Linked DNA regions of Homo sapiens: region 2 is linked to region 1. A link is a loop called in an ENCODE intact Hi-C map of the cell type or tissue named here. Cell type or tissue: IMR-90. All regions are shown on one strand. Each heading gives the region's core, and the rest is flanking DNA. Links, peaks and the distances in the headings are about the cores only.

The links. Hi-C counts contacts between places; a loop is a spot of excess contacts. Peaks named below come from ENCODE experiments on the same cell type or tissue, not always from the same donor. Only the 100,000 strongest peaks of a DNase experiment are listed, where the experiment ranks them.
Region 2: a loop joins it to region 1, with 23 times the contacts of the local background. A loop is called at or near these places in 18 of 110 quality-filtered maps.

The regions. Positions count from the first base shown.
Region 1 is chr1:182,392,677-182,398,211 of GRCh38, forward strand. It overlaps TEDDM1 (transmembrane epididymal protein 1), which reads right to left. Exons shown (of 1, transcript NM_172000.4): 1 at 5,441-5,535. Among named protein-coding and RNA genes, the nearest start is that of GLUL, 3.7 kb to the left of the region's middle. In IMR-90, for the core only: a CTCF peak has its summit at 4,233 (motif pointing left); a DNase peak (open chromatin) is centred at 4,225; H3K4me3 peaks cover 178 bases.
Region 2 is chr1:181,476,214-181,482,820 of GRCh38, forward strand. It overlaps a transcript of CACNA1E not described here. Among named protein-coding and RNA genes, the nearest start is that of CACNA1E, 4.0 kb to the right of the region's middle. RefSeq lists enhancers at 5,495-6,027, 6,079-6,208 and silencers at 6,359-6,488, 6,529-6,607. In IMR-90, for the core only: a CTCF peak has its summit at 3,119 (motif pointing right); a DNase peak (open chromatin) is centred at 3,118; H3K27me3 peaks cover 144 bases.

The DNA of each region.
Region 1 (5,535 bases), core at 3,036-5,535:
TGCCCCCGGAGCAGCTGAAAGGAAATCGAGGTGTTCACTTGCCCCCTTTGAAGTCCAGGGATTGTCAAGAAATTCCTTTAACGAATTCTCCCTGATTTTGCTTTATCAAGTGCGGCTTCTTGTTAATCTGGAAAATGGGAATACATACCTCTCCTCTCAGCTTGCCGTGATGGTTGGGAAAATGTGTATGTGAACACAATATTGAAATGTACCTAGAGACACAACATAGGTAGGTAGGTAGGTAGGTAGGTAGATACTGCTATCCGTACTATTACTCGATCATTCTATTTTTAGTGCCTGAAATCTACCTGATGGTGTCCAGATTTTATTGCTTCTTTCAGTTTAAAGAGCAAGAATTTATGCTTCCAGTGCCTTTGGAAGAGGAAGGGAAGAAGTTTGTTCTGGTTATGTTTTGTACCGCAAATGTGGAAAAGAAATGTTGCCTGCAACCACACACACATAACTTGGCTTCTTTGGTCAACATCCCTTTCCTTTAAGAGTGTATAACACTGTAGTGCTTTTACATGACAGATGCAGCATTCATCTCAAACAGGGTTTTTTGGGATGTTTCAGACTGGTGACATTTTGGATTGGGTAAGGTGCCTTACAAATTCCTTGTTAAATTTCAGTGCTGCCCCTTGAAGCATTACATTGTGGTGGCTAAAGGCACGGCTGCAAGTCAGGTAAACCTAGGTTCAAATCTGGGCTTTCCCTTCATACCAGCTTTGTGTTGGCCAAATCACTTAGCCACATGAAGCCTGTTTCTTTGTCTATAATAAAAGAGGGATAATCATTTTTACCTCATAAAAGGATTAATTGTGATAGCACATGCAGAAGAGATTGAGTAGTCCTTGGTGCATCGTAAATGTTTAGAAAACAGCAATTATAATTATCATAGGCCAAGTTCTATAATCTGAGGTGATTGGATTCTTTCTTTCCCCATAGCGACTTTTGAATACAACTTTTCTGACTCAGTGTAATGCTTTACCATTCATTATATCAAACTGGACTTAACCTTGGTAACACAGTGAGCTGTCTTCATCTCTTTCTGTAAAGGTTTGAGTTTAAATGGTCGAGGAAGGGGAGCAAAGGAGGAGAAAAGTGATATTTTTATTTTAAAAGATGTTATTAATCATTTCCAGATACCAAACTACCGAACCATAAGCCAGAGCCTCTGCTGCACACACCACCAGCCCCTGAGGTGGGGATGACAAACATAACAGAGAACGGAATGGTAAGGCGTGAGTGCGGTTCTGCAGGCTTATGGTATTTCTGCCATTTGAGTGCCTGCTTCCCTTCCTAGATGTCTTGACCTCATTGAGCAGTTTATTCATTGTCATATCCCCCAGTAGTGTCCACGGTGAGTGTTCAATAAATGATATTTGTTAACCACACAGAAGTGACAGCAGCACCATCAAGAGAACATGTGCTTTGAGCTGCTTTTCCAAGAATGGAAATGGATTTGCTTTGATCCATTCATGTGACCAGGGGCACGCTTTGTAAGGGTTAGGAACATAATACATGACCACTGACTCTTTCAGGAGTGAACAAGAGGCCTTGTCCTCCTTGGCCAGCCCCACATTTACTTAAAATGATGAAATTAGGGCGCAGATGAGTCCAAGAACTGACCAGGGAGGCTTGAGCATAGGCGAGAAGTAAAAGCAGAAGAAAACCCTTAACTGGTTCACCCGCAGAAACCCAGACTGTACTTTTAGAGAAGTTAAAAGTAAAACAGCCTGTTTCATCCAGTTTGACTTTGCTGTGTCTGCTGCCCTTTCTTCTCCTTCCCCTTCTTCCCTAAATTGCCACCCGCCCCCATTCTTCACCCCCACCATAAAAAGAGCATTAGAATGCTTGAACCCATGAACTTTTCTGTTTCTTGGTACACACCATATCAGTGCTGACAAGGGGTTCCATTGCATGTGCTTTGAAGTCATATTTTTCTCTCTTAGAGTAGAATTGCCATGTCCAAGGGGTGGGTGGAGTGGGAGAGCAATTACAGGGAAAGATTTTGTTCCAAATCTGCAGAAATAGCCTGAGATTAAAAGTATTTCTTCAATGTTGTTCTGCTGCCTGAAATAAAAGCTTTGTATTAGGATTTTGCTCTACTCCCAAATCTTATCTCTATTAGGAAACAACTTTTCTCTTTTTTTTTTTTTTTTTTTTTTTTTTTTTTGAGACGGAGTCTTACTCTGTTGCTCAGGCTGGATGCAGTGGCGCAATCTCGGCTCACTGCAACCTCCACTCACTGTAACCTCTGCCTCCCGGGTTCAAGCAATTCTCCTGCCTCAGCCTCCCAAGGAGCTGGGATTACAGGCGTGTGCCACCACACCCAGCTAATTTTTTGGTATTTTTAGTAGAGACGAGGTTTCACCATATTGGCCAGACTTGTCTTGAACTCCTGACCTTGTGATCCGCCTGCCTCGGCCTCCCAAAGTGCTGCGATTACAGGCGTGAGCCACTGTGCCCGGCCCTTTCTCTGTCTTTTAAAGGATCCATTCTCACTCTGCAAGTATGAAGTCCTTTACCTGGGGATCTGGAGTGCCTTCCCAGGGCCTGTGTGGTTGCCTTATACACATTAGACACAAAATTTAGGGTAGGGCTCACATTGACCAAACCTTTTCTGTTTAGGAAATGGAGTTTTCCCTGTGTATGAATGATTTCAATAGGCATTCAGTGAGACCTTTAAATCATGTTAAAGAGATACAATTGAGACTCAGGGTTGGGGAACACCCTGGAAACCCAACCCAGAATTGTAAAATATTCTTTTAAAAATTATTATTATGTAATAAACCAACATCAGTTCTTTCCAAAAGAATGGACCATAGTAGAATCTTAAACCAAATCAAAATAATAATAATAAAAATGAAGAAGAAAAGAAATAGCTCTGGAAGTTGATAGCATTATTCTTAAACCATAATTTAGGGAAAAGCTGTAGTTGGCCAAGCTTTCAAATTTCACTTTATACAATTAGAGAAGGAAAGACTACATTTACATTATACTTCAGTTCAATAACTAGCACTAAGAATGGAGGAATTGTTCTTTACAGTTTTTGATTGTTTGATATTCTTCAGTTCAAGACAGGAAATTGGAAATTCACGTCTCAGCCATATCTGTAGCCTGATTTGAGTTTTGTAGGATGCGTGCTGAAATCAGTCAAATACAAGGAACACTTCATTTCCCCAACTGCGTGTTATGATGGAAGGTTTGGGTCTGTTTGAGCTCTACCCTGAATCATGTCTCTAGCAGGAAACTACGTGGAAAGTTGGGAAGAATCAAGTTCATCTTAGTTAACAACCTGGGGAAAATGTCCTATTGAGAAAATTAAAGCCATACAATTCTAGAATTAGATCTTCACATCATTCTATCTTAAAGATGAGGAACTGAGGCTTAGATAACTCATAGTAACTTGATGAAGTCATGTTTGGTTAGTATTTTAGAGCTTAATGAGCTTTCAAGGTGCTGTTCTTTTTCTGTTCCCTTTCCTTTAGTCGCTTTGGTCTGTGGGTGATCTGTTCCGGGGCCACCATCTCTAAAATACTGAAATTCCTACAGTCCTCACTGAGGGAGGTGCAGAGGACAGGGAGCAACCATTTACCTCTCAATCCTGGGTATGCTTACCCAGTGACTTCTGTATAGCAGACACTCAATATATATTTTCTTTGTGAATAACTAGATTAGCAGAAAAAAACAACACCATAGGAAAGATTCTCTTTGAAGGACTCTTTGGAGATCATTTTTCACATCTGATAATCTGCCTCCAGTTTCATTGTTTTGTGAATCGGGTTTTTTTAGATACATTTTGTCCTTTATTCTCAATTTACACTGTACAGATCGTTGTTCTGTAGATTGATTGGAACATTATTGAAGCTAATTAAAAAATTTAGAGAATTTAGCATTCTGATCAAAAAATTATTTAGATCAGAGTATGTGCTTTAGTTGGTACCATTCCCAAAGAAATCCTCAATGGGATCCACAGCCCTTCCTCCCTCCCCTCCCACCTCATTAGTTAATTTGGATCCCTGTTTATTTCACATTGACTCGCCAAATTTTAACAGGAAACAAACAGCCCTAGGGTATGTTTTCTGGATGCTTGGGCAATTCTTAGTCTGCTTCTGGATTTTTCCTGTCCGTTCTCCTCTTCCACTTCTTTTAAACCCGTTCTCCGGAGACTTGTTTACTGGGGTTGGAGAATCAGAAGCTTGGCCGGGGTGGTGTGAACCTAGTGCCCTCTTGTGGAATTTTGTGAGAATGACAAACTCCCCCAAAGCTTGAGTGCTTTGAGTTTTTTCTTGAGTAGCCTTTAGTGGGAGGACCTTTCTGTTACATCTTAAATCTAGTAAGTTAATAACATGCAGGCTTATTGCCTACACTGAATATTTGAAAGCTATTATGTTGGGGGGTATCACTTGATTACCAGAGGCTTATTGTTATAGAATTAAGCCTCATTACAGGAAACAGGCAGCTAAGTGTTTGTGCTTTTTCATCACCTCCCATTAATGTGTAAGAGAGGTAAAGAGAAAAGGAAGGCTCCCAAAGAAAAGTAATTGAAAAAAGGCTAGGAACCAAGAGTAAAGGGGAAATGGCAAACTTTAGAAGCCTTGGTCAAAAACAAGTCTTATCCCCAGCTCTTGCTTTGGATCTGAGCCCAGAAATGTAAGACCCAGCCAGAAGTTGAGAGTCTGCCAGATTCTCACCCCCCGGGGGAGATGGGGGTCAGGGTAGGGGACAGAAAGTGTTGCATAAACCCACTCCTAAGGGAGGTCTAGGGTGTTTACACTGTGCTGTTTGCTTTACCTGGGCTTTCTGGCTTGTTTTCTTTTCTTTCTTTCTTTCTTTCTTTCTTTCTTTCTTTCTTTCTTTCTTTCTTTCTTTCTTTCCTTCCTTCTTTTCTTTTTTCTTTTTTTTTTAAGACATAGTCTCACTCTGTCACCCAGGCTAGGGTGCAGTAGTGCAATCTCAGCTCACTGCAACCTCCGCCTCCCAGGTTCAAGTGATTCTCCTGCCTTAGCCTCCCAAGTATCTGGGATTATAGGTGTGGGCCACCACACCTAGCTAATTTTTGTATATTTAGTAGAGACAGGGTTTCACCATGTTGACCAAGCTGGTCTCGAACTCCTGACCTCAAGGGATCCGCCCGCCTTGGCCTCGCAAAGTGCTGGGATTATAGGCGTGAGCCACAGTGCCCAGCCGTCTTTCTTCTTTCTTTCACAATTTCATTTTTTTCATTTTGAGATAACTTGTTTCTCCATTGCCATTAGCAAAGTCACTGTGGCCCAGAGGACACAGTCACACTTGCGTCAGACACACCTGCACTTAAATTCCTGTGTTGCCTCATACCAACTGTGAGACTTGGGCAAGTCAACCTGCTGGAGTCTCAGTTTTCTAGAGACTCCTTATAGAAACATTTGTGAGGATTAAAAACAATAACAGAGTCAACTTCAGAAACAAGTTACTGGATTTTATTATACCCCAAAACAAGGAAGAGAGTGGGTGCATTACTAAGGCAGTGACTCAGTGTTCAGGACTGTTGTT
Region 2 (6,607 bases), core at 1,562-4,061, 920 kb before region 1:
ATGGCCTGCCCAGGTATATATTTCAAAACTGGCCTTAAGTCCATATCATATGGGAATGCCTTCTTCCCTTTGATTATTTTATACTAGGTGGGTGTAACCAGCTGCTCAGTGTAGGAGAGAGTGGGAGAGAGAGGGTGTGGTGATGGACAGGTGGTGGCTTAATCTGCTGATGATTCCAACACAAAGGGTTCTTGGAGAGGCAGGATTGGTGGGTGCAGTGGAATCTTATTCTCTTTCTCTGGGCCTTCAGGGCCCCTTTAGGCTTGACTGCAGCTGTGAGCTGCATTTTCTGTTACTGCGGCATTATCTTCAAGAGTGAAATGTAGGGAGTGGATCAAGACCAGGCAAGACACGAATCCAACCTGGGCACCTTCTCCTAGGCACTGCCTCCTTTGGGCTAGCCCCTGACATGATACCTGACACGTGGAAGGTGCTCACTGCATGTCTGCTAAATGAACCAATCGGCCTGAGCCCACCCGGGCTGAACGAGCTTTGCAAGGTGTGGGCTGTGTTGTGTTTTCTGAGTCAAGAGGCCGTGGGGGTGGATGGATGGATGTGCTCCTGCCGGTTGTTCTCACCCTCTGCTCACCCCCATCAGTGGGAGCTGGGGCGCTGCTGAGTCCTCCTGCTGCACTTTGCCTTGGCTGAGCAGCAAGGTTGGGCCCTGAGGGTGGGAAGGGAGGTAGACAGTGATGGGCATGGGATCCTTTGCTGTCTGGGGCTAAACTCCGAACCTCCAAATCAACTTTCCCAATAAAGCTTAATATCTATTAGGGTAAGCATATTTTTGGCTTTTCTCTGGGCTGAAAGGTGACCTCATCTTATGGGAAAGAAAGGCTTGAAGTGGTAATGCTATAATCTTCGTGATCCTAGATACATTGAAAGAAAATAAAAATGCTGATTTACTAATTAACTCCATGCATCTTGTGTACTGCCCCCCTCCCCACCCCCCAAAACATCCTAAACATTCATGCTGCAGGCTGCTGCTCCATGCCTCCAATAAACTAGCTCTTCAAAGAGATCTCTTTTGTATTCTTCCCTTTTCCAGCTGCCTCCAGTGGGAGGGGATGGCTCCCTGCTCTGTTGTCTCCCAGTACTCTCCTGTGGTGCACTCCACATCCCGCCTTGTATTCGAGCCCTTTGTGGGTATGTTTTCCCTTCTCCTCTTTTGAACTGTAAGTTTTTAGAGGCTATGACTGTGTCTAATTTATCTCTGAGCCCCAGAATCCCTGAGAACAATGTGTGGCTCATCAAAGGGGATTAATGAGTATTTGTTAAATGGGTTTATGAATTCATGAATAAGTAAACAAACACACAGCTCTCTCAGGTATCATGGCCTTTGGGTCTCCAGACACTGGTCTCTACTATTTTTTTTTCCTTTTTTCCTCCATTCCTCTTTCTGACCTGATCTCAGGCACTTACATGTCTCTGCTCCTCTGTCCATCCCCCGCACAACAGAGTGTGTTCATCCCTGGCTGCACTTCTGAAGTTGGCTTTCAGAAACAGAGTCTGTAGACATGCAGTGTTTCCAGTGTGTTACCGTGGTCACAGCTACTGAAGGTGAAATGTACATAACAAGTACTTACGTAGCACATACTTATTGTGTGCAAGGTACTGATCTAAGAGCTTTATGCATATAAACTAACTTAATTTTCACAACAGCCCAGTGGAGCAGAATGGTATTATTCTTAACAATTAAACCCTCTGGGAGACTCTCTGGTTCAAGGTCATGCCTTACCTCTCTAAAGCTCAAGATCCTGCCTATAACTTGACTCTTAAGCAAGGAAAATATTATTTTGACATGCAGTATGTTAATAATGGTCACATATTGTGAAGAATCCTGTCCTTATTATTAGGAGATCCAGCTCTGCTATTTCCTAGCTCTGTGCACTTGGACAAGTCCCTGACTCTCTGGGTGTTCAGATAACAGGATGTGCCTCACAGTCCTTCTGCAAAGATGCAATGAGAAAACATTACGGTTGGCACCCAGGAAGTGATGGGTTGTCATAAATGAATGGTTTTTAAAACACTTTAAAACCAACTTTGCTGACCTGTGGTTAGCTGATAGCATGTTGGAGTGTGGGGCTTCTCAGGCTTAGGTTTGAGAGATGCTGATTCTAGGGACGGACATTACATAAGGATGTGAAGTTATGTTTTCACCCAAGTAAGGGCTGTGAGGTATTGTGAAAGCCACCAGACTCCCAAGATGTCTGCATTGCCATAATGCTCCTCTGCTCCACTATGCATTTGCACATGGTCTCCTGCCAACTTTTTTCTTAAGAACCCACTCCCAAATCCTCTCTGCATTATGTTCCTTAGAGCACTGCTTTGCATAAGAGTCTATTTCTTGGAAAAGCTCAACGGAGGAAAAATAGAACAAAAGGGGCTCTGATAACTTAAGCATAAGCTATCTGAGTGTAACTGGCAGGGTGGGGGAAGATGAAGGAGCAGGCCTGGTGGGAGGGGCACAGGCCATTTGGATGAAGCCCACATTCACAGACTTCTCAGTGATGGGTGAAAAATCTCTTATGAAGATGGCCCAAGGCCTGACAGATCTGGGAAGAGCTTAAGAATGAGGGTAATAGGCCAACTGCTTCTCCAACTTTGCCACTCATGTCCATCTGTCTTAGTACAAACTCCCACAGGCTGCCTGATCTGGGGCAGTGTGGACACCTTGTTTTCTGCCTTTTCCAGAAGAGGCTGGAGGGACTACCTACCAGTCCCCTTCACACCTGATTGCAGCTCGATGATACACTGCAGTAGAGGGGCTGCAGGATAAATGCTTTGAAATGTAATAGTCTTCATGGGCTTTATAAAGTAGGAAAGTTTTCCACTTGCTTCCTTAGCTCCTGTTGGGTTTCCACTTTGCAGGTCATTGCTTTCAGAAAAACATGTGGAGCATTTGGTAACCCCATCTTAACTTGGGAGGGTGTGTGTGGGGCTGCACTTTCCAACTACTGTGAGATGGGCTGGCTGCATTGTGGTGAAATTTAGTACCTCAACAAAGTCCCATAGGGGAGTAGAGGGCTGTTGACAAGAGGTCAGAGCCTAGGAATATCTAAGCTCTGAGGCATGGTGCATGGGGTGCTGGGCTGCCAAGCACTCGTGCTCAGTGACCAGTAGATGGTGCTCTGACAACAGGAAAATACAGTTACTGTCCCTCTGAGACTGGAAAGGGATTTTCAGATGGTCTTCAGACTGGTTTCCAATCAGAGTTATGACTAATTGCTAATTTTCCACATTTCCATTTGTGGATCCTTAATAGGACAGTGGAACTCGGGGCACTGGAAGGAGAATGCCCACCAAATTCCCATATGAAGAAATTCCCATATGAAGTCATGCAATACCGCATGACTACAGTATTCTGGTCATGAACTTTTTCTGAGGATCCTCCTGGATATTGAGGGCATGGTGCCAGGAACACTTGGCCTCTGATCAAATTCAATTTGAGGATGGTAAGCATAGCATTTCCATAGGCTTAGTGTCATTGTATAGTTTCTTCTCTTGATAAACAATTTAGAATTACCCTATTGCTGTCCTGAAGGGCAGCATGGGTTTTAGAAAGAGCCGCAGATTGGAAGTCAGATGTGTTAGAAGTCCACACTCTGCCGCTTATCAGATGTGGGCAAACGGCTTAACGTTGCTGAAACTCTGCTGCTTTGTCTGTCAAGGGTCGTGATACATGTGTTACCAGGCTCACCTCAGAAGTTTGGAGTCAGGCTCAGCTGTGGGGCTTATGTAAACTGAAAACTATTAAACACATGTATTATTCAACCATTAAAATTGTAGCCACTGGCGGGGCGCAATGGCTCATGCTAGCACTTTGGGAGGCTGAGGCAGGTGGATTGCTTGAGCCTAGGAGTTGCCAGCTAGGACAACATAGTGAGACCGTCGTCTCTATAAAAAAAAATAAAAACAACAACTGTAGCTGCCTTGGGGGCTGGTAGAATGGGGGATTAGAGAGTATGAAACCAGTATAGAAATTCATAGATCTCAAAGCTCTCAAGAGCTATGACAGCCAGGTGGGGGTGGAAGATGAGAGTCTGTCTTCCTGCTAGCACTGCTGCCCTTAGGCCAAGTCTCTTCACAAAGCCATTTATGCCATTATGTTTGCCCCTTTCCTTTTTGGCTGCACCCTCCAAGAATTATCCCTTTTAACTCACATAGGTGCTGAAACTCCCTAAGGTATTCCACATTAATTCCCAACCTATGCATTTATGATTCCTGTCTCCTTGGAAGGCAAGAAGGCAGATATCAACTCCAGTGTGTCGTCGCATTTGCACATGTAGTATCCCATCTTGAGTATTCTAGGTCTCTGAAGAATTACAACAGCCAAAGAGAATACAGGACGTGGAATACTGGATCTCTGCTGACATCTGATAACACTGAAGAGACAAGTCGGGGATCTCTGATGTTCCAAGAACTAAGTCTGGGAAGTAAAAGGCTAGTGAGCCCTGCTTATTCTGGGCATTGAGAAGGTATGCCGCCAGCCTGCTGAGGCAGAACCACAAAGGAAAGGGGTGAGGTGACAGCATGAGAGTGAAGTTCATGAAGCTTTCTGGCCTGCAAGGTTATACAATCTAGTATAATCTAGTGTAAAAAGCTACATGATTTATGTCATCACCCATCTTGTTCATTATAGTATCCTCAGTGCCTAAAACAGTGCCTGGCACCTGGAAGGGACTCAAAGATACTTCTCTAATGATTTGAATGAATTTTGTGCTATGGATTATGGTACTGTCTGAAAGGAGCGACATACACTTAATAATTTCTGAAAGCCCTTTTTCTAACCCTATGTAGTTTACAGGGATACCGAGATAGCCACTTGGGACTAGTTCTAAGTGACTGGCTGATGGGACTTCATGGTTCACAGCACCACCCTCCCTCCGTTTCACGACTGACTAGGTATTCAGACAGAAGAGGACCCTCTGATTAAAGCAGGAGGAAGGACAGAGTAAGGCAGTAATGTGAAATCAAAGTAACAATTACAGCTGACTCACCTTGAATAGTAATTTCACCTGAAATGGGCTCCCCTGAATCCAAAGGTCAAATGCCTTCCCCAAGGGCAGCAGGCTGGACATGTTGAGACCATTCCTTTGGATTTCCAGTAGAGAATTTTCCTACACACACACACACACACACACACACACACACACACTCTCACATACATTCTCACACAACAGACACATGTCAGTGCTCACAGGGCCTTGCCCACAGACAGACACATACCCGTAGAAACACACATGCCATGCACTCAGACATCACCTCACTTCTCAACAGTTAATCTCACTTCACAGGCGTGAAGCCATACTCACCCATGGTTTCCAACCTCTGGGCTTTGGTCAGTGTCTGTTTCCTTCCTCAGCCCCTCCTTTCCTTCTTCCCTTCCATTGTTCGGGTTGGAAGGATTTGGAGAGGCCTATGTGTTGAGCCAAGGCAGGAAAACACAGAAGACGGTGTGCCCCAGCTAGTGTGGACATGGGAGGGGACAGCTGGTCCCTGCCCTCAGTTCAAACCACCAGTCACCTGTGGGGAAGGGCTTGGCGGCTAAACAGGAGCTCTTTCCCTGGGGCTTGGAGTCCACCTTTCCCACCTCTGCAGCTCAGATACCAATTCTATTTTTTTTTTTTTCTACATTAATGGGTTGGGTTTGAGAAAGTCCGTGGAGCTTATTTGGGAGTAAAGGATGGGGGGCGGGAGGATCCTTCTGATTGTTCGCATTTCGAGAAGGGTAGTTTTAGCCCATAACTCACCATGGAGGGCCCTTCCAGGAGACGTCGGGCAGGGCTTTCCTACAGCGGAACCGGGAGGCCGCCCCGTGAGGGCAGAAGCTCCCGCCAGGAGCCAGCACCACCAGCAGAGTGTGGAACCCCCAGAGGTCCTAGCCTCCTCCACGGGGCCTCCCAGGTGCTAAGTGGGGAGATGGGGAGAGGGTTCTGCCCTCTACTTGGAAATGCCTGGCCGTGTTCGTGGAGCCTGGGAGGTGCGGAGGAGCGGCGACGCGGCCATGGCGCTAGGCGCGCAAAGGCCCCGACACCTTACTAGGGCGGCGGCGGGCCCGTGGCACCGCTCCCGGCACCGAACAGGGCACAGCACTGGGGACACCTCTCTGCAGGGACCCAAGACGCGCGTGCGTGTGCGCCCCACGCCAGGCCCTCGCTCTCTTGCGGAGACTCCGCCGCATCGCTGGCTGCACCTGCCTCTCTCTTCTCGGCATTACTTGGGGGAAAGGGGACTCTTCACTGGACCTTTGCAGAGGTGGCTGCTACCCTTTGGCCACATAAATCAAGAAGGCAAGCCAGCCTCACCTTCCAGGAACCTCCAGCCTTCCGGCTGCGTCCCCGCCCCTCCCGCCTGGCCAGCTCCTCCCCCGCTTCTCCCAGCGCTCTTGCGCGCCTCGCTGCGCCTCTGCGCGCCGCTCGCTGTCCTCTGCCTCGCCTCCCCATTCTCCTTCCGCATCTTCTCCAGTGCTCCGCCGAGGGCGCTGCCTGCGGGGAAGAGGGAGACTGAGCCGTTAGTGAGGAAGTTCGGTCTGTGGACAAGTGTGGTGCCAGGCCGCCGCGAGGCTCGGCTGCAACCTGTTCCTCGCCCGCCGGTGCTCGCCGCC